5 separate regions of the Mus musculus genome follow, and all the other regions are linked to region 4. The links are chromatin loops, found by intact Hi-C in ENCODE. Cell type or tissue: left cerebral cortex. All regions are shown on one strand. Each heading gives the region's core, and the rest is flanking DNA. Links, peaks and the distances in the headings are about the cores only.

Region 1 (6,148 bases), core at 415-5,414, 190 kb before region 4:
TACGAGTTCTTTGAATACATAGCGGGCATTGGGTTGCACTGAAGGCACGAAAACAATGGAGGGATTTTAAAATCATTCCTGGGGGAACTCACACTTTAGGATGATACACATGTCATAAAACCCAGAAGGCCCTGTTTGTCTCTTTTAAAAGCTGGGGCAACATTGGACACGCAAACTTTATATGCCCCAGTACAGGGGAACGCCAGGGCCAAAAAGGGGGAGTGGGTGGGTAGGGGAGTGGGGGTGGGTGGATATGGGGGACTTTTGGTATAGCATTGGAAATGTAAATGAGCTAAATACCTAATAAAAAATGAAAAAAAAAAAAGCTGGGGCAATATGCTCTGGATGTCTAAGAGCAGGGTATGTGGGGGTGAGGGGGTGCGGGCACGGGGTGTCACTGAAGAGTTAAGAGTAAGAAATGGGCCTGAGAAGGCTTTGGTAATTTGGACCTGAGATGTAGTAAGGAATAATCTAGGGGAAACAAAAAAGAAACAAGAAAGAGAGAGAGAGAGAGAGAGAGAGAGAGAGAGAGAGAGAGAGAGAAAGACTCAGTGACACAGCTGTGCAGGCTCAGTGATGGCTTCAAGGTTGTTCTGGAGACACATTGTCTGAAGAAAAGTGTAAACTCTATGGAAAGGCTGGGGGCAAGGGAATGCACTTCCTGCCAGCTCCTGGACCTTAGAGTTGGCGCTTGGGTCCCGGCCAGGATAATGATAAAGGTTTTAGAATCCAGGCATTCTGTTCTTGGTGCTCACACTTCAGAAGTCCCAGGGAGAGGAAAGAGAAGCCAAGGCAAGTTTCTTAATGGAGAATGATGGACTTAGAAGAACCAGTTCCCATAACATCCAGCAATGTCTGACAGCACAAAAAGATCACTCAGCACAAGAGAGTCACGAGTTCAACATAGTGAAACTGGGAAGGCCACGCCAGCCATGCCCTGCTCATAGGACTACATGAGATATGTTTGAACACAATAGGTAGACAGCCTTGGCCATAAGTCATGTTGAGGGTCCCAACTTTGAATATATTTTCATGCCCTGAATTCTGTTCGAAGGAGTGTTTTAAGTTATGTGTTTTCCTGAAAGACACTCAACTGTTTTGACTGCTTAATTTTCCACCCATCAAGGTGTACCTGAGTCAGGAACCTGAAGATCCCAGGAATTTTGTTCAAGTTTATTGTTTTTATTACACTCCAAAGTAGGGAAGGGGCCTGGGGTATCCAGCTTATGGCCCTCTTTTTAAGGGGGAATTTGGCATAAAATTCCAGACAGTAAACAGACCACTAAATCAAGCAAACCAGGTTTATTTTTAATTTAATTTTGTTTTCAACTTATTTTTACACGCCATATTCCATTCCCCACCCCCATGCACCCTCCAACTGCTCCACATCCCACACCTCCTCCCCACCTCACCCAGTCTCCACTTGGATGCCCCCACACCTCACCACACCCGACCTCTAAACTCCCTGGGGCCTTCAATCTCTTGAGGGTTAGGTGCCTCATCTCTGAATGAACACAGACCTGGCAGTCCTCTAGTCTATGTGTGTTGGGGGCCTTACATCAGCGGGTGTATGCTGTCTGTTTGGTGGTCCAGTGGTTGAGAGATCTTAGGGGTCCAGATTGAGACTGCTGGTTCTCCTACAGGATCACCTTTCTCCTCAGCTTCTTTCACTCTTCCCTAATTCAACAACAGGGGTCAGCTGCTTCTGTACATTGGTTGGGTGCAAATATCTGCACCTGATTCTTTCAGCTGCTTGTTTGGTCTTTCGGAGGGCAGTCATGATAGATAGATCCCTTTGTGTGAGCACTCCATAGCCTCAGTAATAGTGTCAGGCCTTGGGACCTCCCCTTGAGCTGGATCCCACTTTGGGCCTGTCACTGGACCTTATTTTCCTCAGGCTCTTCTCCATTTCCATTCCTGTAATTCTTTCAGACAGGAACAATTATGGGTCAGAGATATGACTGTGGGATGGCACCCCCCTCATTTGAAGTCCTGTCTTCCTGCTGGAGGTGGACTCTATAAGTTCCTTCTCTCTACTGGGGGGCATTTCATCTTTGAGTCCTGGGAATCTCTCACCTCCCAGGTCTCTGGTGGACTCTGGGGGGGTCATAGCACCCCTGTGGGAAACAAGAATCAGAGTGTCTAAAGAGTCCTACCCAGCTTTAGCCTCAGACACAGAAAGGCCAGTGACTCCTGGATATGGTCCTGAATAGAGCTGGAGGATACAGAAGTGAAGTCAGATTCCACCTGGGCTCCTTTTTATCCGAGAAACTTCTTTTGTGGGAAAATACTCCGTGGCCCATCCTCAGGAGCCATATGTCCTTGTCCCAGTTCCCCATGGTGGAACAAGGAGCACTGGTTCTGGTCGCTTAGGGGTCTGGCAGCAGGAGAGCACAGCAGATGGAAGAGAAAGGCCAGGAAATCCATGAAGCTGCGGGAGCATCTCGACGGGCTTACCAGGGCTTCCCCGGCCGCGTGTGTGGGGTGGCCGCCGGGCTGTGGACCCCTTGCCTAGTGTGTCCGTGTGCAAGCCACCAAGAGAGACAGGTGGGTGTGGAGCCCGGACCCAGGCGGCCGCAGGAGCCTAGGGAGGATCGGGCGAGGTGTGGGCGGCGCCCGACCGTCCGCGCCCGGGCCGCACCCTGGGCACCGGGGGCGCTGTCTCCTGCCGAGCTCAGGCGCCGGGAGGCCGAGCCTGGCGTTTCCCAGGAGGTGCCGGGCCAGCGGTGCATCCCCGCCACCCACCCCCGGGAGCTGCGATTGCCTGGGAGTCGCTGGAGGAGGAGAAACAGAGAGAGGCGCTGGCGGCCGCTCTGCCCGCGGGTGCGCGGAGCGCGGAAGGCGGAGCGCGAGGCTGGGTGGCCGCGGGCGTGTGTGCGCGCCTGGCCGGAGAGCTACGGGGCGGGGGACCCGCGCCCGGAGCGCCCCGCCTGGTTTTTCGCGCGGAGCCAGCGTCGCTGCTGCACAGACACACACCCACCGAGCTCCACCGAGTGCCCCTGAGCACCCGCCGCCCCCGCTGGCCACAGCCGCTCCTCCGGCAGCGGGATCCAGCGCCAAGTCCAGGGCTGGTGCGGCGCGCAGAGAACCTCTTGATTTTTTTTCCCCCTTCACTCCAGCCCTCTCTGGTCTGGGCGGCGGCGGCGGCGACAGGGGGATGGGGGCTCCACGCGGGGAAAGGCGGGTGACGATCGAGGAAGATTATTGTTCTTTTTAAAGGATGCCTTCGCTTCTTACCAATGCGGCTTCTGTGAGCCCTTTTACTAGAGACTGCGAACCGGAGTGAGATATGTAAAGAAGGAAGGAAAGCTGCCTGGAGCTCCAGCCAGCCGGGCAGACCCTCCTCTCTGTGGAGGGGAGGGGGATTTCCAACGACACATCATTGGCAAAAGGGACCTTTGCAAGAGAGGAGTCCTCTGAGGGAGCAGGGAATCCCACAGCCCCCTGTGGCACAGGAGCCAGAGCTGCTGGCTGAGCAGAGCTGGGTCCGTGGGAGCTAGGTAAGTGACCTGGGCATTGCAGCTCCCCAAGAGCTCTTCTTTAGAGATGCTTCACTGTGGCAGTCTAGTGAGACTTGAGTTGCTAAAGGAACTGGAAACTGCCATATGGCGCCCAGTGGACTTACAAACAAAGCTGGCTGGGTTGTTAGCCCTGACAGATTATTAACGAAATGCTTCTTCCTGGTGGGGGAGACACACAAGTATAAGCCCCTTAAAAGCCTAACTTGATCAAAAAGATGAAACTGTTGTATGTAAGAAAGGAACCCCGGTTGCCTTCTCTTCCTGATCGCTTGATGGTAAATGCCACACTTGCATGCACACACTTGTCGGACTAGACTTAGGGAGTATGATATCTGTTGTGTATGCACAGTCCCCAGAATACAGAGACATACATGCATTTTATTCCTCAGTGGTGAGCAGTCTTGGTTCCTCGGAAGGAGCTAGAACAGGTCTTTAAGGAAAGCACTCCAAGGCTTTTTCCAATACAATATGTCAAGGAGACCTGGGGATACAGTTGCCCTGAGTGGCACTGAAAGACACCACCATCTGCCTCATCTTTTGTTGCCAAGACTTAATGAACCTTTTCATGATAGTACCTTGCCATCTATTACCTCAGATAAGGAGCATTTGTTTTCATCCATTCATAAAAAGAACCAATGTGCAATGTGCATAAACATGCCATTTATGCGACGTTTATGACCCCACAAGTGTTTTGACAGTAAAGAATAACATAGATAAGACTAATACTAGGATATTTTGCACAATATATGCACAGGTAGGCATCGGGGTGATTGCATGTAGGTTCAACACTCCATCCAATCAAGTCACACACTAATGTCAATATTTTAAATGACATTTCACGTTTCTAATTTTTTCTTATTGATTGGTTGGGGGTTTGCTGACAATCTGACTCTTTTTTCAATCCCAACTTTAAAAAAAGTAAACATTTTACTGTTATTATTTTCAAATGTCTAGCATTGTGTAGGATAGATACCTTTGGATTACTCACTAGTGATAGCACATTTCGTAGAATTAGCAAATAATCAATTTTGGTCAAATGTCTGAAGTCTTTCCTGTCAGTGACTCCTGGGAAAGAATTCGAAAAGAGAGTAATATGTTAAAATTGTTCATATCATAAAGTCTTATCTATTTCACCCATTGGGTACTTGCGCAGGGTACATCAATAAATAAAAAAACTTGTCTCACACTTATCCTTTAATATGTGAGTAAAACATTTAGAAATCTGCACTAGAGAGTTCTTGTGCTTAATCTAATCAGAACGTTCGGTAGTTTGGCCCTTACACTGTGCATGGAAGTGTACATGTTTCAGTTTGGCTGCTTCCAGTGCTATTTTTTTTTTCCAGTGTGGGGCTTACTTATGTAGCCATGAAGACTCCCTGAGAATACCGATCATCCAGTATAGAAATAACTCACTTCTCCACTGAATGGGGAAGTCACCTCCAAGTGTTTATATGCACCCACAAAGCCACCCCTGTGGGCCGCTTCTTCATGGAGTACCTCTGGGTTCAGGGCCGTTGCTCATGACAAACAAGGTTCCCTCCAATATACTCTTCTCCTTTCTTGAGCACTACTCAGACTTTTGGAGAAAGGGGTGAGCCACTTGGCAGTTCTCTTTGTGTTCTTTCTCCTTCAACCTTCCCCTCCCTGTCTTAGTGTCCTCCACTGTCCCTCTTCCACACACCCCTACCCATGGACTCCAGAGAAGGGCTCTGCTGCCTGCCACTTGGCACTTTTGACTGCATACTTTGTCTCCATCCTCTTGTGTTTAGCCCCCTTTCCTGAAGAGAATCAATCTGTGTCTCACTGTCTTCAGATCTACTTCACCTTATCCTACACTTAAGTTCTCCAAGTATGTTTGTTTGTCTGCTGACTGGTCAGACAGACAGGAGGAAACTATCACCTCACCAGTGCTTTTGACTTGGCTCTCAAAGCTTCCTTGCTGATGCCTGCGGTGTGTAGGGGGATGGGAGCAAAGCCTGCTCTTCTAAGATGTTCAAGAATGAGATTGCTAGAAAAATGCAGGACGTGGGTTCAATCACATTTTTGGCAATGTAAAGGCATATCTGATCAGATTTTTGGTAGACTATCTGAATGTTTAAAAATGTCTAAGTCTATGGAACACTGAAAAGTAGTTTGCTTCTTGAAAAAAAATGCATGTCTTTTGATTTTTACTGATTTTATACAGAAATCACTGCACCTGTATACATCTTATGAAAGTAGATCACATATCATATTACTGGCAATCTAGGAAACCCACAAAACATACTTCATTCCACCCCAGCTCATGTCTTTTGTTTGATTAGCTCTTGAAACTATGGTCTTTTATTGACTAGTTACTAAGATAAAATTTAAATTAATGGGAAATTACTTCATGTGTATTCTAAGGTAGACAGTGAAGGTTGGGATACTTTGTTTATTTCAGATTACTCTTAACAGTTTCTTACAGTCACACAGTCACCAAGTCACAGTTACACAAGAGCAAAATGCTTGCTGGTTTCACAGGGCCTTAAGAGGCATGCAAAGTAGGGATGGCTTATATGTGACAGTTTTGAAATTATGAGTATTTTTTAAGGTAAGACTTTATACTCATATTACTCCCAGGTGATAAAAGAATCTTTACAGAGCAG
Region 2 (6,148 bases), core at 690-5,689, 130 kb after region 4:
AATTTAGATCCTCCAAACCTCAGTGTGAGATGAATCCTGGTCCTACTTATCAGTCATGCAAAACCATTGCTCTGTGTCCCAGCTTCATTGTCTCTAGAACAGTGGAGAGCACATCCCAGTCAGGCAAACTCAATGACAAAGACAATGTAGAACAAGGATTCTGCCAATGTATTGGCACAGCCATGCCATCTTTTAACCTTCTCTTGTCTTGTTCCTCTGTTTCCTGAAAAAGAGATTTATGTAGATACCCAGTTACTAAACTACTCTCACTTAAAAGCAGCAAATATCTCAGAGCTAGTCCCAATTTCTATTCATCCTGCCTCAGCTACAGCATCCAGTCCAGAGATTGGCCCGGCGCTCCTTAACTCCTCAGAATGCTGCAAGAATTCTGCACACAAACTCTGCAAGAAACCCTCTTACCAAGCTACTGCAGAATTCCCCACAGCTGAGCTCTCCCTTTCGGTTCTGTGGGTATAGTCCTGATTGTCTGTGTTGACTAGGATAATGCCAATAGGAAAACTATGCAGCTGTTCTATGAATACACATCATTTCATAAGAAAATTCATGTTTTCCATTCTAAGTTAGTCATGCAGAATTGTCCCTTTTTAAAAAGTTCATTGATTTAGGAAGTTTATTTTCAATATTATCTCCTTCCTGCAAGACTCTCGCTCTCTTTCTCCTTCTATTATGTCCATTTCTGTTCTTATTCAGCCTTTTTATACAAGTCAAAAAGATTTTTTTTCCTATCTCTTTACTAAAATCTACTAAGGTTTTATTATGGTGCTTCTCATGAATTGAGAAATTTTTTCTTATTTAACATTTAAATGAGAAATTCTCTCCCCCAAATCATTATCTAACTGACAAAATAAAAGCCTCCAGACTGTTATGGGTTATCTGAAACACTGTTGGCTTTCCTCACATGGTCACATGTTAATCCATGACCTGTGTGCCAGAACAGATGGTAGAAGAATCTCTGAGTTTAGCTGCTAAGTCTTTTCATCTGTGTTTTAAAATTATTAAAAGCATAGTATTTATTAATATTTCTAGTTATTAGCCTGGCATTATTCTGCCAGTGTTCAGACACTTAAGTAAATAAGCTTTATACAGGAGTGGAAAGGGGAGAAACATCAGATTGGATGTGATAACCTAAGCCATGACCCTGCTACAGTCCTTTGATCCAGAGGCCTTGGCCTGGCCCTTGGCTGCCCTGACCCTATTTCTACTGTGCAGTGTGGTAACCAGAGCTGGGAACACGACAAGATGTGAAAGGATCATTAGCATTTTTAAAAGAATTTCAACTAAAAGTTATTTTCTACCATATTCATTTTAAATACAGTCCTACACATCACTATATTAACTGTTCAGTGAACAAGTACACATATACACTCACTGAGCCATATACATATATGCATATGTATATACATGTACACTCATTGAACCTCATGCATACACACATACATGTGTATTTACATACTCATTCAGTCCATTCATACACATGGACATTACACATACAGGCACACTCATTGACCACATATATGCATATATACATACAAGTATACACTCATTGAGCCCAGTACACACATACATACACATCCATGCACACTTATTGAGGCACACACATGTACACATATGCACATCCATACATACTCACTGAGCAACACACATATACATTGAACCCAGTATATATACTCATCGAGCTATACATATTAAGTCTTAACTGTGCAAACTTTTTAAAAAGTTGATAGTAATTTAAAAAAGTAATGCTGGTTAATTTACTTACTGTAGACAGTTACAGAAAGGATGATTTTGTTGCTGTTTAGTTTGTTTACTTGCAACAAAGATAAAAGAGAAGGGAGGGGAGTCAGGTTAAAGAAAAGATATAAATAGGTAGATGATAGATGGTAGTTACATAGATGGAACAGGGGAAGGAAATGAATGACTATTAAGAGGGCTCATGATATCCCAAGGGAAACTGGCTCTGGACTTGAACTTTTCAACATCTCCATGTTACTGAATTTCTAATCAAATGAATCTACTTCGAGGGAGGTAAGGTGGAAAGTGTAGTTCTTCTCAGGGACTTTCCATCACAAAACCCTCTGGTGATAGCAAGTCATTTGAGAGTCTCTCCTCTGGAATTAGCGATTTAAAGTGGAGGATTAAAATATCTCTTGGAATGTGTGAAAAGACCAGCTAGTCCTTCCACAAGACACACACCTTTGCAGCTCTGGCACTTGAGGAGGCCCTGCAGTTAGCTGTGTGTCTGAAATATGTTTCCTCCCTTCTGTGACAGAAGAGCCAAGGCCTCAAACATGACATATACTTGGCATTTCTGTGCTGAGCTGTGTAGCAATCTAACTGCAAAGATGAGGCACAGAAACAAGAGCGGGGAGGAAGTCTGAGTCAGTGCTGTCCACGGCTCATGTGCTGTGGACTGTTGACCTAAGTATGGAGTGAGCTCTCTTGACCTCACAAAAGTAAGTGGTCAGCTCCCCTCACCTTCTTCTCTCTGCTTTGCACCCCTGGTCCACCATCATGATTCAGCACTCCACTCCCATATCTCAATCTCTTTCTGCTCGCTCTTAACCTCCTACCTGGGCTAGTCTCCAACAGCAGGCTTCATGATCTCTGTAAGTAATTACAAATCACATTTTCACCCATCCTTTAAAACACATGAATGGGGCCAGCAAGATGTCTCAGCAGGTTAAATAAAGCACTTGCTTCCAAGACTGCCAACCTGAGTTCAAATCCTGAGACTCACTTGCTGGAGGAGAGAAGTGAGTCCTGAAAGCTGTCCTCCAACCTTGACACAAATACCATGGATCATGAGCACCCATGTGTGCGCGCACGCACACACACACAGACACACACACAGACAGAGGACAGGGTACCCTCCTACTTCTCTAACATCTGGCTTGTCTGTGTGTCTGGGGTCATCTTTGCTGAGCTCTGTCTGAGACCCATCTCTTTCCTGTCATCTAAATCAAGTGCCCCCACTTTATTTTCTTGACCATGCAAAGACTATCACTTCACGAGAGTTGTCATCGTAGCCTTTACTCTAACCCTGACCTCATTATCTTTCTGAGAATCAGACACATGTAGCTCTTTTTACTTTCACATCCCCTCCTTCTTAAGGTCGTTTGTAGCGTAGAAGCACACACACATTTGAAAATAATTTTTCTCATACAATCTATTCTGATCATGATTACCCACTCCTCCCAGATCCTACCCACCTTTAATGCCCTGTATTTGCTCAGCACTTATATAGCCCAGCCAATAACCAGACTGAGGAAGCCACTCTGAGTCACGCTGTGCAATTTTCGGTACCTTGAGAATAGGTGATGTTTTTCCCAGTGTCAGCTGCAGGGCTCTGCAAGTGTTTCCCTGTTGCCATGGTAAAGGCTTTATGCAGCAAATCTCGACTGGAAGGGAGTTTCTGTGTGCTTTTGGAGTCTTTGCACAGATACTGGCTCCCAAATGGACTCTGCCAAGGGCACTGCTCAGGGCAGACTTTTCATTAATCTTTATCTGAGCTAAATTGAGTTGAGACTTTGATACCTATGACACTCTGCTGCTACATGCTCCTTGTCAAATGCCAGTTTCCAAGATCTCATAGAGAAGACACAGCATTCTTTGTGGGAAAAACGAATCCTCAAAAGGCAAATTTTCTGTAAATTTTCTACCCATAATAACAATAAATCAAAGCCCATATATAGAAGCCCAGGTTCTATACATGAGTTTCATTCTCTCATGTAATGCAAAAGCCACCTAGGTGGCAGGTAACATTATTAACTCCATTTTACAACTGAAGAAATCATGGGATCATTACAAGTGCTACCACTGAAACGGATGAAAAGCCAGCACCACCCTAGAGGCCATGGACTTTGCTTTCACCTGAAAGGAGTTCCAGGGAAGCCTATATTGGCTCTTCAAGGACCTGGAAACCCTGAGCTTGAAGGTGGTATGCCCAACAAGCATGACTGGTTGTGTGATAAAAATGTACTCTTGGGAGCTGGAGAGATGGCTCAGTGACTGCGAAAGAGCAGAGTTCAGTTCTCAGCACCCATACAGAATAACACACAACCACCTATAACTCCAGCTCCAGGGTGTCCAATATCCTGGCTTCTGAAGACAGGCACTATCATACACTTACTCCACATAGATACATACACAGACACATAATAATAATGATAATGATGATAATAATAATAATAATAATAATCTTTAATTTTTTTCACAATCACTTATTTCTATCTCCTCCATTCCTTGGCACTATAGAAACCTCAGCTATAGTCTTCCACTCCACAGACACAAGCATTTTTCTCTCCACTCAGAGACAGTTGCTCTATGACAAAGACAAACTTTATTTGTTGGTTCATGTTTTGTTGTTGTTGTTGTTGTTGTTGTTGTTGTTGCTGTTGTTGTTGTTGTTTTACATTTGTGTCTTACTTTGTTTAAAGCAGAGTCTCATTCAGGCTTACTTGAAACACACTAAGTAGCCTAGGCTGCCCTTGGATGCACAGATATCCTTCTGCCTAAGTCTCCCATGGGCTAGAATTATAGACATGTGCCACCATTGCCCAGCAACAAGGGAACAGAAACATTAAATGAGCAATCACCATCATTGTACAAGAGTTGGCACCCATTAGAAGGCCGGCTCTCTGGCTCTCACGGTTTGCCTTGCTTTGGGCACCTTCTGTTTGTCCCCCTTTGCCAGTATCTGGCTCCTGTGCTCTAGTCGGGCACATGTGTAAAAGATGACTCTCCTGTCCTGTGCCACTGCTAGGTTCTTCCCCTGCACTGCCCTGGCTCTCCTGCAGTAGCCCAGTGGTCACTGCTGGCTCCCTGCTCCCAACTCCCCCATCTCTAAGTATGCTCCATACTATTCTTGTTTGGTTCTCCTGCCCCTGAAATATGCCTCTTTTGTGATATCTTTAAAAATCTAATGATGACTCCTTTCTGCCTGGCCTACAGGTGCCCTCACATTCTTTCTTCCCTCAAAACTGCACATTCAGACTCATTCCAAAACAGCAGTCATGACCATAAATCTGAAGTATCCAGTCTTTCTTAGTCTAGATATATCGATGCATAGATCCCATTTTCAAAGATAAGTCTTACTGGGAGGCTCACATCTGGAACTAGCTTCAGACTGGCAGTAGGTGAGGTGACAGCCCCACCTGGAAAGAGAGTGGGTAAGACTCCTCCCTGCCAAGCTTCCTCTAAAGAGCCCCCTTACAGCCCTTTCTCCCTTCTACACTCTGAGTTCTTTTATATTTTGCTGTAGTAAACTACATATAGCATCATGTGTGCCATTTTCTGGGCACATTGTTAAGAGCTAAGTCTTGTGATATGAAGTGTATTCACATCATTTCATGATCATCACCCACTTTCATCCCCAGGTCATTTTCATTTTCCAAGACTGAAGCTCTGAACTCTGAGCACACTAAATCCCCATACTGCTCATACTGCTTTTAGCCTGTGGTGTTTAGTATTCCCAGGACCTCGTATCAATCAATAGCTGCCCTATAACTATCTTAGTTAGTGTCTTATCTTAGAAACACGACCCAGATTTCCTCTCCTTTAAATAATATTTCATTATCCATATTGCCACAGTTTGTGCTGCCATTGATCCTTCTAGAGACACCATGTTGTTTCAACTTCTCTACTGTTGTGAAGGATGTTTTTTACCATTCACGATACTGCTTTTGATCTTTGAGAAAGAGAACTGGAAGTAGAATGGCTGGGTTTTATACTGACTTTTGTTTAGGGACTTGGAGAATTCTCTGTTTTCCATGCTAGCTGTACCATTTTATGTTCCCTCTAACTATGCACAAGATTTCAAATTCTTTACACCCATCACACTATGTATTTTGTATTTTCTGGTTATTACCCATTTTAATGGGAATAAAGTAAAATTATATAGTATTTTATTTGCATTTCCCACTGAATGAGGCCAAGCATCTCTTCCTGTACGTATCGACCATTTGTACTATGTCCTGAAATAATGTCCCATACATAATGTGATTTCAGTTTTGTCACAATTCCAACATCTGTTTTCTTTTAAATTTTCTGCCTGTGATTTTTTGCCTGTCATTTCTGAATCCAACTTCACACAAAGGTTTTTCTGATTTCTTAAAAGGTATTTGTAATT
Region 3 (6,148 bases), core at 446-5,445, 120 kb before region 4:
TCAACTGATATGCAAGCAAAATGGAGTCTAAGCTAAATTGAGAAGATGGCTTAACATAGAATCTAGGTTTTATACAATTTAATTTATAATGATTTATCTCACAAATATTTTTGTGCTCACAAAGTTCTGTTGTTTAAAACCTCAGTTTACAACTTGTCTCTTCCTCAGATTTCTAAGATAAACTATGCCTGAGAATAGGGTGAGATAGTAAATAACGTGATACGTAAGCAGTAAAATTAATACTAACCATACCATCAACCAGTCAACCAGTGATTAATGCTTCTTGTAAGAAAAACTCCATTCTGCATAATTTAACATATGTTAACTAGTATTACCTAGTTGGTCTTTGCAAGCAATACTAAAAGAAAGGGTCTATTATTAGCCTCATTTGAAAACATGTTTAAGGAAGCAAGGTCATTAAAATAAAAATAGAACCAATCTTCTCTTCTGAGCAAAAGAAGACATATCAACCTTTAGCTTGATTAAAATCAGCAGACAAATAATTTACAGCATGAAAAATAGGATTTGGGCAATTAGATACATAAAAGAAGGAGGCAGACAGATAATCTCACTAATAAATAAAAATTTATTTGCAATGCTAGGCTTCTGGAAGGTGACATTTTACCTGCCGATGACTGATGTAAAGGGCATTATAACAGTAAGGTAGGAGAGATAACCCAGAAGTGAAGAGCATTCAGTTAAAGTCTGTGTTGCTCTTTCAGAGGATCCAACTGTGGTTCCCACCACTCAAGTCTGACTACTCACAAACTCCTGATACTCCAGCTCCTGGTGGGTTGATATTCTTAGCCTATGCAGCAACTTGCATGCACATTCATACATCTACCTACAGATAAACAGATACATATAATAAAAATAATCCAAAAATAAAATTTTAAAAATTAATTTTATCCAAGTTTTGATAAACATAAACATAAAAATGATCTTCAAAAACATAGGGAGAGAGATGGTCCAGACTTCAGGTCCCCAGCACACATGTAAATTCTATATGGTATGTTAGCACAACTGTAATTTCTACATTTAGGAAGCAGAGATTTGGGATTCCCAGTGGCAGGCTAGCTAAAAACCCAACCCGGCCTCAGTCATCAAAATAGTAAAAGTCATGATTTGAATTTTATTGCTGTGAAGAGACACCATGACCAAGGCAACTCTTTTAAAGGCAAACATTTCATTGAGGCTGGCTACAGACTTAGAAGCAGGAAGCATGGTAGCATGCAGGCACATACAGTACTAAAGGAGAGTTCTACATCGTGATCAGAAGACAGTTAAGAGGAGATTGTATGTGTTTCACAATGGGCAGAGTTTGAGTGTGTGTGTGTGTGTGTGTGTGTGTGTGTGTGTGTGTGTGTGTGTGTGACTTCAAAGCCTGCCTCCACAGTGACACACTTCCTCCAAGGCCACACCTCCTGATAGTTCACTTCCATGGGCCAAGCATTCAAATACCTGAATCTATCTCGGCCAAACCTATTCAAACCACCAGAGACGGTGATCAAGGAAGAGTCCTGATGTCATCTTCTAAGTTCTACATTCATGCATATAAAACATACATGTGCATGTACACTGGCACACACATGTGCCCATATACATGCATACATACATGTATACCACAAATACACACGCAAAAGATGATTCCAAAAGGAAGCCCAAGGGAATAAATATAATTAATAAAACCAGTAACATTTCTGCTTTGCCTTCATTGTCCCATAAGTTTTCCATCTCTTATGCAAAAATGTGCAGAAGGTGCTGTGGGAGGTAGACCCCTGCAGCAGCAGCAGAGGTGCAGTGATAGCATCCCAGACACCAAAGACAAAGTCTACAATAAGAGAAACACAAACTGTTGCCTTGGGCTTTGTGGAGGTAGAATGGGTGTCTGGGTGGGACTGAATAACGTAATTGTGTTTTCCTGAGTTGAGAGTGATTTAGTCCTGAAAACTACTAAGGAGTTCAAGTTTTACCTTCCTAGTGACAACTCTGCATATGAAGTGCAGCGTGAGGAGAGTAAGCTAGGATGACTTTCTCAATAGACTTATGCCATGTCTCAGTGTCTTAGCACTTCTGGGGAAGATGAAGTATGATATGTCATTAAAAGATACGGTCTTTTGTTGAAATAACCTCTCCAAAAAGGTAGCATTGTTGCATTTACACAGGAGTACAGATAAGCTCACAAATAAAAGTCACAGGGATAAAAAAGAAAAGGAGCAGTAAGAATTAGTGAATGAAGAGCAGCTTTTCCATACTCAACAAAAGGGAAAACCTGACTTTAGAGCGATAAAATGAAATCCTAGATGTCAAGGACACGACTATCTCCTAGCTGAATTCGATCACACCAAGTGATACAGAGAGGGGATACCTGTAGAAGTTCTAGAAGTTCTTATTTCATGCATGTAAAACTTAGAAGGTAACATTAAGTGTCTTCCTTGATCACCCTCTGTGGTGGTTTCAATAGGTTTGGCCTTGTTAGTATGTCCAGAATACATTTATAGACCTTGTAAAATAAAATTGTATCTAATTTTCACATAGGTAGCCAAGAGACAATAAACATTTGCATTACATAGCTAAAACATGTTTCTAATTAGTCCTATGCTTCTCTAACATTTGACTTAGAAAAAATGCATAAAAATGAAGCCCTGCTTACATTGAATCAATGTTTTGAGATCTGACTTCCTAAGGAAAGTGCCCAGCTGGTGATATTCATCGAGAAGCCTAAACTGTGCTTTGAAGTACACTGTGAACTCACCTTGGCCTGACTTAGCCAATGAAGAACATCTGGAAACAGTCTTCACATCTGGCTTGTGTTCCATTGAGAGTGCCCCAGTGATTCAGCAGCAGACCTCAGAGTGACCATCAGCTGGCAGGCTGAACATTTAGTTAGCAGACATTCCTTTCCTCTACTGGGAATTTGGACGGGTCCCCTTGAAATTTTATCACCAGAATGAAGTAACGTGGAAGGGTGAATTTCCTGAGCTATTGTAGTTACTAAGATCAAGTCTGATCCGTTCTCAAAGTGCAGAGATTAAAAGTGTAAACTCCCACACAGCAGCTGAGATAATGACACCGACTCAAAGCATAAATGTGGACTGATCTAATTTTAGTCAGGTGGCGGTGGATTCTCTTTGTAGAAATGTTGCCTGTCTTCCTGCTGGGATGGATGGGAAAATACAGCTCATCACACACTGAGGCAAAGCAATTTTCCTCTTGCTAAGAGTGTAATACGCAAACTGTATGAAGTAGGTCTCTTCTCTGCTAGTATTGTAGTTGATTCTCCTTGGGGCTGTCTATTGGGTTAAAGTAGTGTTATTAGATACAGCTTAAATACAAAATAATAAGGAAATACCAGTGATATTTAAATTTATTTATATTATGTACACAATTAAGAAATTAAAGGTGCATATCTATTTCTTTCTGTTAGACCTACCATTGAAGAATTGTTGTTCTGAAGGGTCAGAGTGATATGGTGAGTACAAGATCAGATAGGACTCGGGATTAAATCAAAAGTCTGCGGTAGTGGTCCTATGAAAATTTGGACACACGCACACACACATGGTTGTACTGTTATGGAAACTAATTGAGATGCTACAGTAAAATAGACAGCCTGGCACTGGTTGGGCAGCTGGCAGTTTCTGGATGACATCTCTGGGTACCACAGTGCTTGAGGAGTTTGTCCTTCTGCCTGCCAGACAAAGGGTACTTATAGATACCTGCTTTTCTCTGATTTTCCGAATTAAAAATTGCCTCAGGATGCTGCATACCATAGTATGACCAGGTTCTCAGTTCCACCTCTTTCCTGCAGGCTGCTTCTACTTCAGATCTGCCCTGATGTGAGCAGGTCCTCATTGTGGCCTCCCTCCTTCAGACATCCTAGTCTACCTCAGAACTCCTGTAGTCTGAACACATACTCAGTGTAGGTCTCCCTTCTGTAGACAACCTCTACTTCAGGTCTGCCATCATGTAAATAGCTCCTCAGCAGCTGTCTCCCTTCTTCAGGCTCCCTCTTTTCTGGAAACATTTCTCATTTCCTTCAATTATTTCCTGTGCCTGCTTCAGATCAAGAAAGTTTAGAGGAGGTCAGAGGGTCACCATTATTTATTGATGACCATACAACGGTGTGTGTGACTTTAATTACTAAAGGCTGACACAGTTCCATGGACCAAAGATATCAAGAGTCATGTGGTGTAACCACAGAGCACCATGACAAGGTGGAGTAAACGGTAGTCAGGGCAATAGCAGAGCTGACTATCATGAGTGACCCTTAGCTGACTGAGCTCTGCTTGTATGAAACACTGATGGTGCATTGTAAACAAAGATCTGGAATCCTGCCCAACTCTGCCTTTTACCAATCACATGCAGAAGAATGTACCTTCCACTGCAACTGTCAGCTTTCTTACCCCCCAAAACTGACCCCCCCAAAAAACCTACTTATTCTGCTTTCCACAATGGACTACTTCGTAAATAGTACTTGGTGGTCTCTGGTCCTGTTTAAAGCCTTTGGGGCTTTGGAATCACACATCTAGGGGTATACTAGGCTAAAGAGGAAATATAAATGTCACCTGAATATCTCAATATGGGCTTCTCAATTGTGTCAGAATTACTAAGAGTTCTATTATAAATTCTGAGACTGGGGCCTCAGCTCAAGAATTTCTAGTTCATTTGGTCCATCACAAAGCCTACCTTTTAACAAGCATACAGGTGGTAATACAGTGCCTAGAGTCTGGTCCTTGACCAAATGTCATGCTATCCTCTAAGGGGCCAGTCCATTGGGACAATTACGTAGAAATAATAAATTGAAAATGCATATGCTGTAGATGATACATTTTGGAAAGTTCACATGAAATAAAGTAGGAAGTTGATTAAAAAGGATGGCATTCAAAGTCATACATTAGGTTTCTACACACCGCCCCCCAAGACATTTTTTAAGTGACTAGAATGAATGAAAAAAGTCAGTCATCTAAACAGATCTGTGCTCAGTAAGGACGTAAGTTCATTGCTACAGGATCATGACCTGTTTTAATGTGTTTATAAAATTGAGGAACAAAAGAAAACAACATACGTTTAAGCCACACAGAAAAGAATCATTACTTTGGAAATGCCAGCTGTTATTCTCCCAATTATTAACTATCCTTAAATCATAAAAGTTAAACCTACATAATCGCAAGGAGAAATGTCTCTCTAAGCTAGCCAAAGACAATAGACTTTTAACTTTTAAATCATTTTATTGTTATATAATTCACATATAACACGACTAATTAGATTCTGTTGTATTATATGAATAATTTTGATAATAGTAAAATATATATCACATGACATTTCCATTTTAACTATATTTGAACATGCAATTTCATGGCCATAGCCACATTCACAATGCTAAGTATTATCACTGCTATTTACAAACTTGTTCCTAATATCTGTCAGAAGCTTTATAGCCATTAAAGAATAACTCTACAATCTCTACTTAGCTTTCCCCATGTATTTGCCTATTGTGAATATTTCAGTTAAGTAGTGATTCAGATATTTCGTGGCTCTTCACAGACCCTCATGATACTTGCTCCAGTCTCTACAGGGTTTTTGTAGCCATAGAAGTCAGGCATTTTCCTGTATATCTCAGTGCGAACTTCTGGAAGTCTTGGTCTGTGTTTACCCCCCAACTCTTCATTCTCCATACCCTACAGTTTGCAGTATAAAGGAGCCCTCCCCACTGTACTTTGTCTGCTTACACTTTCATAGCATGTTTATAATTTCCTCCTTATCTATCTCATCTTCTACTTCCCCTGGAATGTGTAACTCAAGAATGCAAGGTAGGTTACCATTCTTCCTGCCTCCTAAGGCCGGACCTGAGACATAGAGGTGAAACTCTGAGGAGGAGTGTGCTGACACATATAGACTGAGACTTAAGAACAGTCCTCAGGGCTCTGCATTTTGCCCCCTACCTTCTGTTCTATCACTGAAATCCCACAAAAAAAAGGGCGGGGGCTGAAGGGAATCCCATAGCTCTTACACGCACGTCGATTAAATGCCTTCTAGAATTCTTCTCTTTCCTGTAATTCCTGAGCTAGCTTTCTTCTTTATTATCAATTTATACATAGCAGCTGTACCCAGTGGCATATTGTAAGTATGTAGCAAAAATGTCCACTAA
Region 4 (6,148 bases), core at 556-5,555:
GCTCCTGTCAGCAAGCTCTTCTTGGCATCTGCCATAGTGTCTGGGTTTGGCTGTTGTTTATGGGATGGATCGCCAGGTGGGGCAGATTCTGGCTGGTCATTCCTTCAGTCTTTGCTCCAAGCTTTGTCTCTATAACTCCTTTCAAGGGTATTTTGTTCCCTCTTCTAAGAAGGATCAAACTGTCCATACTTTGGTCTTCCTGCTTCTTGAGTTTCATGTGTTTTGCAAATTGTATTTTGGGTACTCTGAGATTCTGGGCTAATATCCACTTAACAGTGAGTGCATATCATGTGCGTTGTTTTGTGATTGGGTTTCCTCACTTAGGATGATATCCTCCAGATGATATCCTCATTTGTCTAAGAATTTTGTGAGTTCATTGGTTTTAATAGCTGAGTAGTTCTCCATTGTGTAAATGAACCATATTTTCTGTATCCATTCCTCTGTTGAGGGACATCTGGGTTCTTTCCAGCTTCTTGCTATTATGAATAAGGCTGCTATGAACATAGTGAAGCATGCATTCTTATTACAAATTTGAGCATCTTCTGAGTATATGGTCAAGGTATTGCTGGATCTTCCAGTAGAATTATGTCCAATTTTCTGAGGAACCTTACCAGCTTGCAATCCCATCAACAATGGAGGAGTGTTCCTCTTTCTCCACATCCTTGCCAGCATTTGCTGTCACCTAAGTTTTTTATGTTAGTCATTCTGACTGGTGTGAGGTGGAATCTCAGGGTTGTTTTGATTTGCATTTCCCTGATGATTAAGGATGTTGAACATTTTTTAGGTGCTTCTCAGCCATTTAGTATTCCTCGGTTGAGAATTCTTTGTTTAGCTCTATACCCCATTTTTCAATCGGGTTGTTTGGTTTTATGGAGTCCAACTTATTGAGTTCTTTATATATATTGGATATTAGTACCCATCAGATTTAGGATTGATAAAGATCTTTTCCAATCTGTTGGTTGCTGTTTTGTCTTTGACGGTGTCCTTTGAAATTTTATGAGGGCCCATTTGCTGATTCTTGATCTTACAGCACAAGCCATTGCTGTTCTGTTCAGGAATTTTTTCCCCTGTGTCCGTATCTCTTCCCCTCTTTCTCCTTTATAAGTTTCAGTCTTGGTTTTATGTGGAGTTCCTTGATCCAGTTAGACTTGAGCATTGTACAAGGAGATAAGAATGGATCAATTTGCATTCTTCTATATGCTAACTGCTAGTTGTGCCAGCACTATTTGTTGAAAATACTGACTTTTTTTCCACTGGATGGTTCTATCACCTTTGTCAAAGACTAAGTGACCGTAGGTGTGTTGGTTCATTTCTGGGCCTTCAATTCTATTCCACTGATCTGTCTGTCACTATATCAGTACCATGCAGTTTTGATCACAATTGCTCTGTAGTACAGCTTGCAGTCAGGGATGGTGATTCCACCAGAGGTTTTTAATGTTGAGAATAGTTTTTGCTATCCTAGGTTTGTTGTTATTCTAGATGAATTTGCAAATTGCCCTTTCTAACTCTGTGAAGAATTGAATTGGAATTTTGATGGGGATTGCATTGAATCTGTAGATTGCTTTTGGTAGGACAGCCATTTTTACTATATTGATCCTGCCAATCCATGAGCATGGGAGATCTTTCCACCTTCTGAGATCTTTGATTTCTTTCTTCAGAGACTTGAAGTTCTTACATACAGATCTTTCATTTTATTAGTTAGAGTCACACCAAGATATTTTATATTATTTGTGATTATTTTGAAGGTGGTTGTGTCCCTAATTTCTTTCTCAGCCTATTTATCCTTTGTGTAGAGAAAGGCCACTGATTTCTTTGAGTTAAGTTCATATATAGCTACTTCACTGAAGTTGTTTATCAGGTTTAGGAATTCTCTGTTGGATTTTTTGGAGTCACTTATATATATTATCATATCATCTGCAAATAGTGACATTTTTACTTCTTCCTTTCCAATTTCTATTCCTTTGATCACCTTTTGTTGTCTAATTGCTCTGGCTAGGACTTCAAGTCCTATATTGAATAGGTAGGGATAGAGTAGGCAGCCTTATCTAGTCCCTGATTTTAGTGGGATTGTTTCACGTTTCTCTCCATTTAGTTTGAGGTTGGCTACTATTTTGCTGTATATTGCTCTTTTTATATGTTCAGGAATGGGCCTTGAATTTCTGATCTTTCTAGAACTGTTATCATGAATGGGTGTTGGATTTTGTCTAATGATTTCTCAGCATCTAATGAGATGATCATCTGGTTTTTGTCTTTGAGTTTGTTTATATAGTGGATCACATTGATTGATTTCCATACATTGAACTGTCCCTGAATCCCTGGGATGAAGCCTACTTGATCATGATAGATGACCATTTTGATGTGTTCTTGGATTCAGTTTACAAGACGTTTATTGAGTATTTTTGCATCAATATTCATAAGGGAAATTGGTCTGAAGTACTTTTTATTTGTTGAGTCTTTTTGTGGTTTGGGTATCAGAGTAATTTTGGCTTCAGAGAACAAATTGGGTAGAGTACCTTCTGTTTCTATTTTGTGGAATATTTTGAGGAGTATTGGAATTAGGTCCTCTTGGAAGGTCTGATAGAATTCTACACTAAACCCATCAGGTCCTGGGCTCTTTTTGTTTGGGTGACTATTAATGACTGTTTCAATTTCTCTAGGGGGTATGGGACTGTTTAGATTGCTAATCTGATCCTGATTTAACTTTGGGACCTGCTATCTGTCTAGAAAATTGTCCATTTCTTCCAGGTTTTCCAATTTTGTTGAGGCCTTTTGTAGTAGGATGTTTTGGATTTCCTCAGATTCTGTTGTTCTGTCTCCCTTTTCATTTCTGATTTTGTTACTTAGGATGCTGTCCCTGTGCCCTCTAGTGAGTCTGGCTAAGGGTTTGTCTATCTTGTTGATTTTCTCAAAGAACCAGATCCTGGTTTGGTTGATTCTTTGTATAGTTCTTTTTGTTTCAACTTGGTTGATTTCAGCTCTGAGTTTGACAATTTCATACAGTCTTCTCATCTTAGGTGAATTTGCTTCCTTTTTTTTCTGGAGCTTTTAGGTGTGGTGTCAAGCTGCTCGTATATGCTCTCTCCAGTTTCTTTTTGGAGGCACTCAGATCTATGAGTTTTCTTCTTAGAAATGCTTTCATTGCGTCCCATAAGTTTGGGTATGTTGTGGCTTCATTTTCATTAAACTCTAAAAAGTCTTTAATTTTTTTTCTTTATTTCTTCCTTGACCAAGGTATCATTGAGTAGAGTGTTGTTCAGCTTCTATGTGTATGTAGGCTTTCTATTATTTATGTTGTTATTTAACAATACTAATTTTGAACATCAATCATCATTGTATGTTAAACAAGGGAAAACATGCCAAGAGATTTATTTTCCCATTATCCAAGTGTTGCTTGCTATGCTTTTAAAAATGTTTCACAAACAAGAAGAAAGAAGCTTAATACAAAAGGAACCAATTTAGAAGCTACTTAAGCAAGGTTACTTCTTCATGGATAAATACTGGAATGTAGCGCAGTGTCTCCTCACTAGTAAGAGCCAGCCTGAGTGTGAATACATCACACTTTCTTAGCCAGGAAATGTAATGTGATGAGGTAGCTCTGCTCAGGAAAACTATGAGCAATGAGCTAAGTTGAGAGAGAAATATATTAGAAAGTCAAGGCATGCCAGAGAACTTCTAATAGCAAGTGCTCTGTGTTTAAGGTGATCACTGATTTTAGAAATTCTGATTTTTTAGTGTCATACCTGGTTGGCTGGATACTTTCATAACAATTTCTTTTTTCTGTTTCAGGCCACTTTGGCTTTTATGAGAACAGTTGCCTATAGACTATATCTGCCCAACTCCCATGTGGCAGCTGGTCTCACATATGAGTTTAGCTAATTCATCTTCACAGAATGGAAGAAGTTTTCCCACAGTTAGATGTGAGTTCTCTGATGATTCTTCCTCCCCTTTAAGATGCCAAGAGGATGTCTCATTTGGAAGTTACTGGAGCCAAGTGGGTTCTCTCTGGTATAGGGTGTTTTGTTCATTTCATGCTGAAGATGTTTTCTTTCATGCTTGAGCTCTTTGCTCTGGTAGCATCCTTTATTTGCTTGTATACCTGCTTATTACATGTATCTTCAGTTGGAAGGAGCTACTCCATAGCTAGAACTTGTGAGCCACACTGCTCATGAATCTGGAAGCTCCTTTTCTAGGCTGTGCTGGAGGACCTATGCTAAATCAGCCTTATCTCCTAGTCTATGAAATAAACTGTCAGGTCTTCATACTCACATGACCCCACTGCTGGGCGTGACCCACAAGCTAGGAAACATTTGACACTACTGGTCACTCTTTATTCTGGACATTTATACATTGCAAGCCAGGAGGCCTAACAAAGTGAGATGCTTGCCAAGTGCCTGCTATTTTCAAGACAGTTTATATTGCAAGAACTGGTTAGTTCAAATCATAAGTACAATTCAGGCGCCCCAGCCCTAGTTCTGAAATATTTCAAGATTAGACATCGTTTACTGTTTTGAAGTTTGTCATATGCTTCCTGATTATTCAATAGACACAAAATGTGTTAGCTATATAACATTTGAAATACTGCAGAATATTGTATTCATGCATATATTGCCAAAGATAAATTTGAAAATATTATATAAAGTTGCCTTCATGTTATATGTATAAATTATACACGTAAAATAAGTGAACTTAGTGTTTCAACTTGAGACCCATTACCACCATTTTATATGTATAAGATATATCCAGAAAATCTAAAATCAAAAAAAGTTCCTCATTCCAAGCATCCCACACAATGACCTCCATGTAAAGGGTCTTAACGAGCGCATATTTATAAGGTGTGGGGTATGTAAGTAAGGCTGCTTGTTCAGTGGCCTTGAGAACGGTAGTTGTCTGCAGGAACATGACTCCTATCTATGAACTGGTTAAGTAGTTATGTTGGAGATTTTTTAAAGCACCTTATACTTGTGTAAGTCTCATGATGTTCCAGCTGTAGGTGTCTCACCCTGTCCCACATGTGTGTGACTGTCTCCCCAGCTAAATGTAAACACTGTAGGAGCAGTCATGTGTTCTGCCTCTTCCACTACTTGGCACTGCATCTGGCATCCTGAAGGTGCTTATGAAATAATGGAATGGATGATGCCTGGGTTGAGAATGTGTAAGGAAAAGAGGGTAGGGAGGGGACGCTAGAGCATGAGAGAAGGAGGCACAGAGGCAGCAAGGCCCTGCAAATAAGATATTGCTAACTAGCTTGAAGAGACATTGTATAAGGACTTCAACATCATTCAGCATGGATGTGCTGTGTTCTCTTTCCACATCCCTGAAGTTGTAACTACACTGTATCCCTGTGTATTTTATTTTTTACTTACCATCTCCTTTTCTAAAGAGAAGTGAGGTAAAATCGTGGATTTTGATTTTGAGCTGAGAAGCAAGGCAGGGCTGTAGATAACAGGTATTCCTGCAAGGAAGCCCTGGCTGTATGTGTATTGAACATTCCATGCTTTGTCCAAGCAGGAAGCAGCAGCACATAATAGCTGAACACACAGCTTGTGTGATCACAAAGGGTCAGAGTCTGTTCTACCACTAATTAAACGTGTGCTTTTGAATAAGTTATTTGTCTGAGCCCTCCTTTTCTTGTGGGTAAAATAAGAAGCATGGCTATGACATCAGACTGTCTAGGGCTGAGTGATGTAAAGTGTGAAGTGTTCTGCACAGTGCCTGGCACCTTAGAGATGCATGTGCTCTGCATGTCAGCACTGCAAAGCCATCCTGAGCCAGCAAGGTAGTCTTTAGACAGTGAGGAAGGGGAGAAGGAGGAGGGGGTAGGAGGCAGGGGAGAGGAGGGAGAGCCTTCTGGGATAGCTGTATCTAGATGCAGTTTCTCATGGAGCTGATGGAGCGTTTGGTGCGGAGGACTGAGGCACCTGCTCTCTGAGCTGAATTCACCATGGAGATCGGTTAAGGAGATGGAGGTGGGGGAGGGAGGCAGGGTGGTTGAAGGGAAAGCCTGATATTGAAATGAACTAAATCTGTGCGAGTGGCTATTTTTGTCAGCCCAACCACCTTGGGTGTGTGATCAGGCGTCTACTTTTGATCCAGCTCTTTTTATAGATGCTGGGTTTTCTTAAAGGCAGCTAGCTCTGTTCCATTCTTT
Region 5 (6,148 bases), core at 733-5,732, 90 kb after region 4:
CCTCAGATCAGCACAAAACTGAACATAAGAGAGATGTAGAAAAATGGCTGCCAGGGGCAGTGACATGGCTCAGCAAGTAGAGGAGCTTGCCACCAGGTCTTAGGACCTGAGTTCTATTCCCAGAATCCACATGATAGAAAGAAAAACAAGACTCCCACAACTTTTCCTCTTATTTCCACATGTGCACTGGGACACATGGACACACACACTAAATTAAACTATTAGATATATTTAAAAGACTTTTTTTTAGTGACTTCATGTCTCAGACACTCCATGCCTTTGGAGGACTATCTCTTTGGTGTAAGTCATTGAGAGTCTTTTTCCACCACTACATCACAAGCCCCACCATAAAGCTGCTGTTTTTCTAATGCAAAGCCACTATATCTGAGCATCACTTAATGATGATGGAAGCTGAGAGTGGAATCACTGGCCCCAACACAGACTCACTCAGCCTAGACACTGCCACTTTGCTTCATGACTTCTGATGGTCGCCCTGTTCAGGGGAAATTGAAGATCTGGGGCCAGTTTGACAAGTGAAGACCAACATATCTGAAAATCCTGGGGCTGAAATAATTTCATCTCAAATTACATGGCTACTATGTCCCTTCCCACATCACTTTGCATTATTCCTCTTCTATTTCTTCAGGAAAATGGCTGCAAATATCATTTGGCTGTTGAAAAATGTTAAAATTCTCTAGGAGAAGGAGATCTGTAAAATTTAAAGTACTTAGCAGGAAAGAACTACACAGAATTGGGACCGATCTGAAGCCTAACTGCATGTCTGAATCAATTGCCAATTTCATAATTCTCAGATTATTATAACTCTCATTTGTCTTGAGTCTGAGCATCTGTAATGACTACTATTGTGTTTAAGTCACATTTCGAAAGTTCCACCATTTCCAAGTGGCGTGTTGTGTGAAATGTCAAGGACTTTCTGGTGGCTCTCCCCAGGTGTCCACTCTCAGTGGCATGTCACTATGAATTGCAGAGAAACCATTTTCTTAAAGATGTGATGACTCTCAGGGAGCTGAAAATTCTTGTCATCTGGCAATGTGGCTGCCATGCTGTCATCATGGCACAGTGCCTTTGTGATGACACTTCTATCCATCAGTAGTACCATACACTGATGTAGAAATACACAGTACAGACAGTATACACCCGTATGTAAGGCTTCAGAAGAAGAATAGACAATTATGATACTGGTTCTTGTGTTTGCTCTTTTAACTTTTTATTGGCATGCACTGTTCTACTTATAAACAAATAGTTTCTATGTTATGCCATTGTTGGAAGAGAGATTACTTTTCCTATTCATAAAAATGGCTGTGGATTTAAAGCTAATTATAGTAGCAACCCGATGATTGAATCAGAGAGATGTGATGTGGTCTCCTACAGTCCCTACCCTATGATAGTTCTTTACATTTCACAAGCATGGTTTTTGCAAAGATTTTTATTATATTTTTCATCAGTGTCATCAGCATCATTATTAATATGTATGATGTAGTGGGGAAGGTGTGTGCATTCCACGGTAAGTGTATGGAGGTCAGAGCACATTTCTCTCCTTCCTTCTTTGTGTGGGTTCCTGGGATTGAATTCATGTCACCCAGCTTGTGTATCAAGCACTTGACCTGCTGAGCCCTCTCACCACCTGGGCAAGTATCTTAAAGGATCCCTTTGGGTCCACTGTTCAATGACATATTAAAGACAGCTTTATTCTTAGGCCACTGACAAAGGTCCGAGCTTCTGCTTTTCTGCCTTTACTCTATTATTTACCCCATCCAAGAACTGCTGTGAGCTTTTCAGGACATAAACCAAGTTATATCCTCAGAATAATCACCAGTGCTTTTCCTGGGCTCGAGGACTGACCTCGGGTGGCTCACCTGGTGATTTCCCGACCCTTTTGAAATCTCACTTATTTTCACTCTTTTCCAAGTGAACTACTGCCCTCCTGGGACCCTTAGGGATCCAGGGTTATTCAGACCATCTACCTGCCGTGGTCCCTGCCGTGGTCCCAGCCGTGGTCCCTGCCGTGGTCCCTGCCGTGGTCCCTGCCGTGGTCCCCTGACCTATTGCATGGAATTCTCTTTCTCCAAGTGAGTCTTGGAGTGGCTCAGGGTATATATAGTTCAGTTTCTGAGGCTGAGACTCCTTCTAAAGCTGTCCTTCCTCCACACATCTCCTGACACTATCCCGTCAAACCCCTCTTGATTATTTTTACAGAATCTGTCATCACCCAAAGTAACTTGTTTGCCTGCTCTTCTTCACTAAACATAAACTCAAGGAAGGAGCAGGAAATGGTCGCTTTGTTACATTCTCCATGCCCAGAGGAGTTGAGACCAGTGAAAAGTTAGGATCTAAGTGTTTTACAAGACATGTTTACTCCCAGTCACACAAGTACAGAAATAGACCCTCCTTTCCCTGGATGTACCCTACTGTCATTTCTGACTCCATCATCCCCATACACTAGCCATTATGTGCAAGAGTCTCTGACTTCTAGTTAAACACATCATCCATGAAGTGTGGCTTATGGCTAAGCCTTTAAAAATGGTCTGAGTGGTTGCTAAAGCTAACGTAAATCCATAAAAAAAACCCATGAACCTTATTTTAGAAATTAATTACATGGAACATTTGATGATAGCTTCTAACTACTAAGGAACTATGTTGATATGGGCACAGCTTCTGCACATTTCTCTTCCTAACAAAATTGTGTGGGAGAAAGGGAGGCAAAAAGGAATTACCAACAGCCCACATGCTGGGAAATGAGCTCCTGAATAATTAGAACTCTCTAGATCTCTGTTAGTCATTTATTTTTTTCTTTTCCTAGAATTCTCGAGTCCATCTTTAGGAGTGATGAAAGCCACCAAGAGAATAATTCTGCCTTGCTGTTTTTTTTCTTCATTCTCTGGAAAGAAAATAAAGTTAATTTAGTGAGTGATTCATATAAAATATAAAAAAAATCAACATGAAAAATACTCTGGATTGTTAATAAAGACAATTTTCTTCTTTTTTGGCCCCACTGGAAGATGGTACCATTTAATTAGTTATTTTTCTGGCATTCTGTTTTATGTGATTAGAGATGCTTGCAATGAATAAGAACTGTTTTTTATGTTAATGTATTTCCCAAACCTCTGGTATATTGTCTGCTTGGCCTGGTAACTTAGTTTCCAGAAATCTGGTTTTCTTTGGTTTAACAGCCTTTGGCACATGGTAGGGAGGAGGTAATCTGCTCACCCATTCATTGTTGTATGCCCAGTGTGCACTTGCCAGTGCTGGAGAAGCAGAATGAGGCACGTCACAGGGTTAAGATTTCCTGAGACATTTCCCCATAACCAGCATACTGAAAAGGGCAATTCCATTTTTAAATTCTGGAGGTTTTCCATATTGAAATGTGACTTGGAGACACAGAAAGGTCACTAGTTTGTTGCAAAAATAAAGTTGTTCATAATTAAATATGAAATGGGATGAAAACTGAAAATGAAAAATAAAAAGCAAGAATCAGCATAAATCTCCACATAGTATATTCACTGCTTGCTTATAAAAATCATAAATTGTGCTAGATGTTTATGTTCACTCCTAGGCATGAAAATAATACAGTAGAATTAAACAAAGCTACATTGTTTTAAATGCACATACTCCTCTCTTATAAGACATGGAATATGACATTCTGTTCAGGAAATCCTCTAACCCTTAGGACCCATGTCTTACAGCTACAGCTTTAGAGTGAGAAATATGTAATAAGCAGTCTCTCAAAAGTGATCCAATCACATGCAATTGGTGAGGCTCTTCCCCATTCTATAGCCTGTCACTTCACTTGGATGCTGGCATTCTTTACTATAACCAAAGGATTTAGCTCGGTGTGGTCCCATTAATTTAATGCCTATGATATCAGTATCCTGTCCAGAAGATCCTTCCCTCTGCCAATGAAATCAAGCCTATTCCTTACTTTCTATTCACCCAGATTCTGGGTACCTGGTCTTGTGCTGAGATCCTTTACCCATTTGGAGTTGGGCTTTATGTCAGGTGATAGGTATGAGCCATTTAGATGAAACCATTCAGTGTGTCCAACACCATTTGTTAAAGATACTATCTTTTTTTCCTATGTATACTTCTGGTTTCTTTTGGTTTTTTTTGTGTGTGTGGTTTTATCTTGATTTTTTTTTATTGCTTATTTGGGTTTGTTTTTATTTTGTTGGGTGTTTTGTTTTGTTTTTTGAGAGAGAGAAAAAGAATGAACATGAACTTGGCTGGGTAGGAAGATCTGAAGGAATTGGGAGAAAGGAAGGAATATCATCAAAATATATTGTATGAAACAATTAAATAAAAGTAAGATATTAAGCTATTATAAAAGAAAAGTTATCTAATGGGATTGAGATACTGTAGGGAAGAGGTCTTGAATTTCAGAATCTTCACAACACACCTTGAACTGTATTTCACTACATCTATGTGTCAGTGTTTAAACAACCACCCTATTGCTCCTTGTAAAGCAAGACTGACATCAACATGGGACTCTTCTGGAACTGCAGAATTTCCAGAATATTCCTCTCTTTGCATACAACTTAATACACTCTGTGGCAGATGAGCTCCCAGGCTGTGAATTAACACCAAAGTGTTACTATCTCTCTCAGCCCTCCTCTTTGATTCATTGCACAGGCTGTTTTGCATGATCAGACAATTGGTTCCGCCTCTTTAGGGCCATGAGTACTTGAGGGCATTTCCTGAGAGCTTAGATTTGCTTAATTCTAAATATCCTAAACTGATCATGTCTGTGCTAAATAAAAAGTTTTGAAGACACTGTAATAAAATGAAAGGGAATAATAATAATGAAAGTCTTTTTTAAAAAAAAAGGCAACAAAGTGAGTTCCAGGACAGCCAGGGCTATACAGAGAAACCCTATCTTGAAAAAAGAAAAAAAAAAAAAAGAAGAAGAAGAAGAAATAGGCATCTCACTTCCCATTCACCTCTCACTGTATATACAGAGTAACTTATCTAAGACAGAAGTATTATGCTTTATAGGAATTCATAAGTCAGATTGATGGCAAATCTATGGCTAGAGCTCATATGCCATTGCTCCATGCTGGTGCTTTCCACACCAATCAACTTCTAACAGGAAGTTATCCCATCCCTTTGATGAGGACTCATCAGCTCATCATTTTTGCCTCTGATCCTACTTAGAATGAGTGTAGCTTCCTATTGACAGCTGGAATAGACCAGGAACTAGTAAGTACTTTGCCCAAGGACAAGAAATCATTACATGAAAAGACTAAAACTGAAATCTAGACTGTGGCGTTTAAGCAATTTTGATTGTATTTTGTAGGAGGTACTGGAAGGCTTGACCACATGGTACAGTTGTTCCAAATCTATACTCTACTTCATCAAGGAGTCAGGTTTACCATGGTTCTCTCCATTCGTTTACAGAGCACAAGGTCCACTCAGGACTTCTCTTCCTCTCAAAGGCAGTGTTGTACTCTGAGTTTCTATTGCATTTGCTTTCCAACCTATCTGTACCAGTTGTGTTACAACTGGCTACAGTTGCTGTGATGGATCTTCATCCTTTCAGTAATATATAAACCCACAAAACATAGTACAATAAGAATGGGCTGTTACTTTTATGAAAGCTAAAGTGAGTACTTTAGAGATAATTCAGGAAGAGTATGTAGCCATTTTTTTCTTTTGAATTATATCCATGAATGACAATTTTAAAAGACTGGGGAGATGGAGATAAAAACCTTAATGGTTTACCTAAGGCCTTAATGAATCCACTTCAGACTATGGGACATATAACTGAGGATTGTAGACAGTATATTTCAGAAGTGGCTTATAGAAGAAAGACAATGTGGGGCTCCAAGCATTTGACCAAAGAAATAAACTTTGCTTTTCCATGTCCATCTCCTTAAGCAAAGTAAGGTCAGATGAACTTGCATGCATGCATTTTACATCAAAATGGCACCATTAACATGTATTATATTTTACTGAATTTTCTTGTTTAATTAAGGTTTATTGCCTACTAGTTCCTATTTTCAAACATGCCTAATAATTCCATTTTCCTGAGGCTTGCTGGATTCCAGATATGAGCATTCTTGTTCTCTGTGACTTTGGGCACCTGCTCTGCTCTACTTCTTTATGAAATGATGATGACTGTGCCCATTCCATC

Evidence for each region. A loop is a pair of places that touch in the nucleus more often than their neighbours do. Peaks named below come from ENCODE experiments on the same cell type or tissue, not always from the same donor. Only the 100,000 strongest peaks of a DNase experiment are listed, where the experiment ranks them.
Region 1: it touches region 4 in a loop (2.7-fold over the local background); 4 of 42 quality-filtered maps call a loop at or near these places.
Region 2: it touches region 4 in a loop (2.8-fold over the local background); 5 of 42 quality-filtered maps call a loop at or near these places.
Region 3: it touches region 4 in a loop (3-fold over the local background); 2 of 42 quality-filtered maps call a loop at or near these places.
Region 5: it touches region 4 in a loop (2.2-fold over the local background); 2 of 42 quality-filtered maps call a loop at or near these places.

Annotation. Positions count from the first base shown.
Region 1 is chr1:15,283,985-15,290,132 of GRCm38, forward strand. Kcnb2 (potassium voltage gated channel, Shab-related subfamily, member 2) reads left to right here and starts at 2,941. Exons shown (of 3, transcript NM_001098528.3): 1 at 2,941-3,500. In left cerebral cortex, for the core only: a CTCF peak has its summit at 2,653; DNase peaks (open chromatin) are centred at 2,768, 3,558, 3,768, 4,860 and 1 more place; H3K4me3 peaks cover 3,337 bases; H3K27ac peaks cover 1,724 bases.
Region 2 is chr1:15,607,302-15,613,449 of GRCm38, forward strand. The region is part of intron 2 of Kcnb2 (potassium voltage gated channel, Shab-related subfamily, member 2); the gene reads left to right. It overlaps Gm51617 (a long non-coding RNA gene), which reads right to left. Exons shown (of 4, transcript XR_003947747.1): 1 at 1-6,148. Among named protein-coding and RNA genes, the nearest start is that of Gm51617, 7.5 kb to the right of the region's middle. In left cerebral cortex, for the core only: no CTCF peak of the experiment used is centred there; a DNase peak (open chromatin) is centred at 3,375.
Region 3 is chr1:15,355,537-15,361,684 of GRCm38, forward strand. All of the region lies in intron 2 of Kcnb2 (potassium voltage gated channel, Shab-related subfamily, member 2), which reads left to right. Among named protein-coding and RNA genes, the nearest start is that of Gm51415, 16 kb to the right of the region's middle. In left cerebral cortex, for the core only: no CTCF peak of the experiment used is centred there; a DNase peak (open chromatin) is centred at 3,089; H3K27ac peaks cover 277 bases.
Region 4 is chr1:15,477,731-15,483,878 of GRCm38, forward strand. The region is part of intron 2 of Kcnb2 (potassium voltage gated channel, Shab-related subfamily, member 2); the gene reads left to right. Among named protein-coding and RNA genes, the nearest start is that of Gm51616, 86 kb to the right of the region's middle. In left cerebral cortex, for the core only: no CTCF peak of the experiment used is centred there; DNase peaks (open chromatin) are centred at 3,591, 3,902, 4,244 and 5,182; H3K27ac peaks cover 536 bases.
Region 5 is chr1:15,567,775-15,573,922 of GRCm38, forward strand. All of the region lies in intron 2 of Kcnb2 (potassium voltage gated channel, Shab-related subfamily, member 2), which reads left to right. It overlaps Gm51617 (a long non-coding RNA gene), which reads right to left. Exons shown (of 4, transcript XR_003947747.1): 4 at 3,451-3,465. Among named protein-coding and RNA genes, the nearest start is that of Gm51616, 3.7 kb to the left of the region's middle. In left cerebral cortex, for the core only: no CTCF peak of the experiment used is centred there; DNase peaks (open chromatin) are centred at 1,030 and 2,721.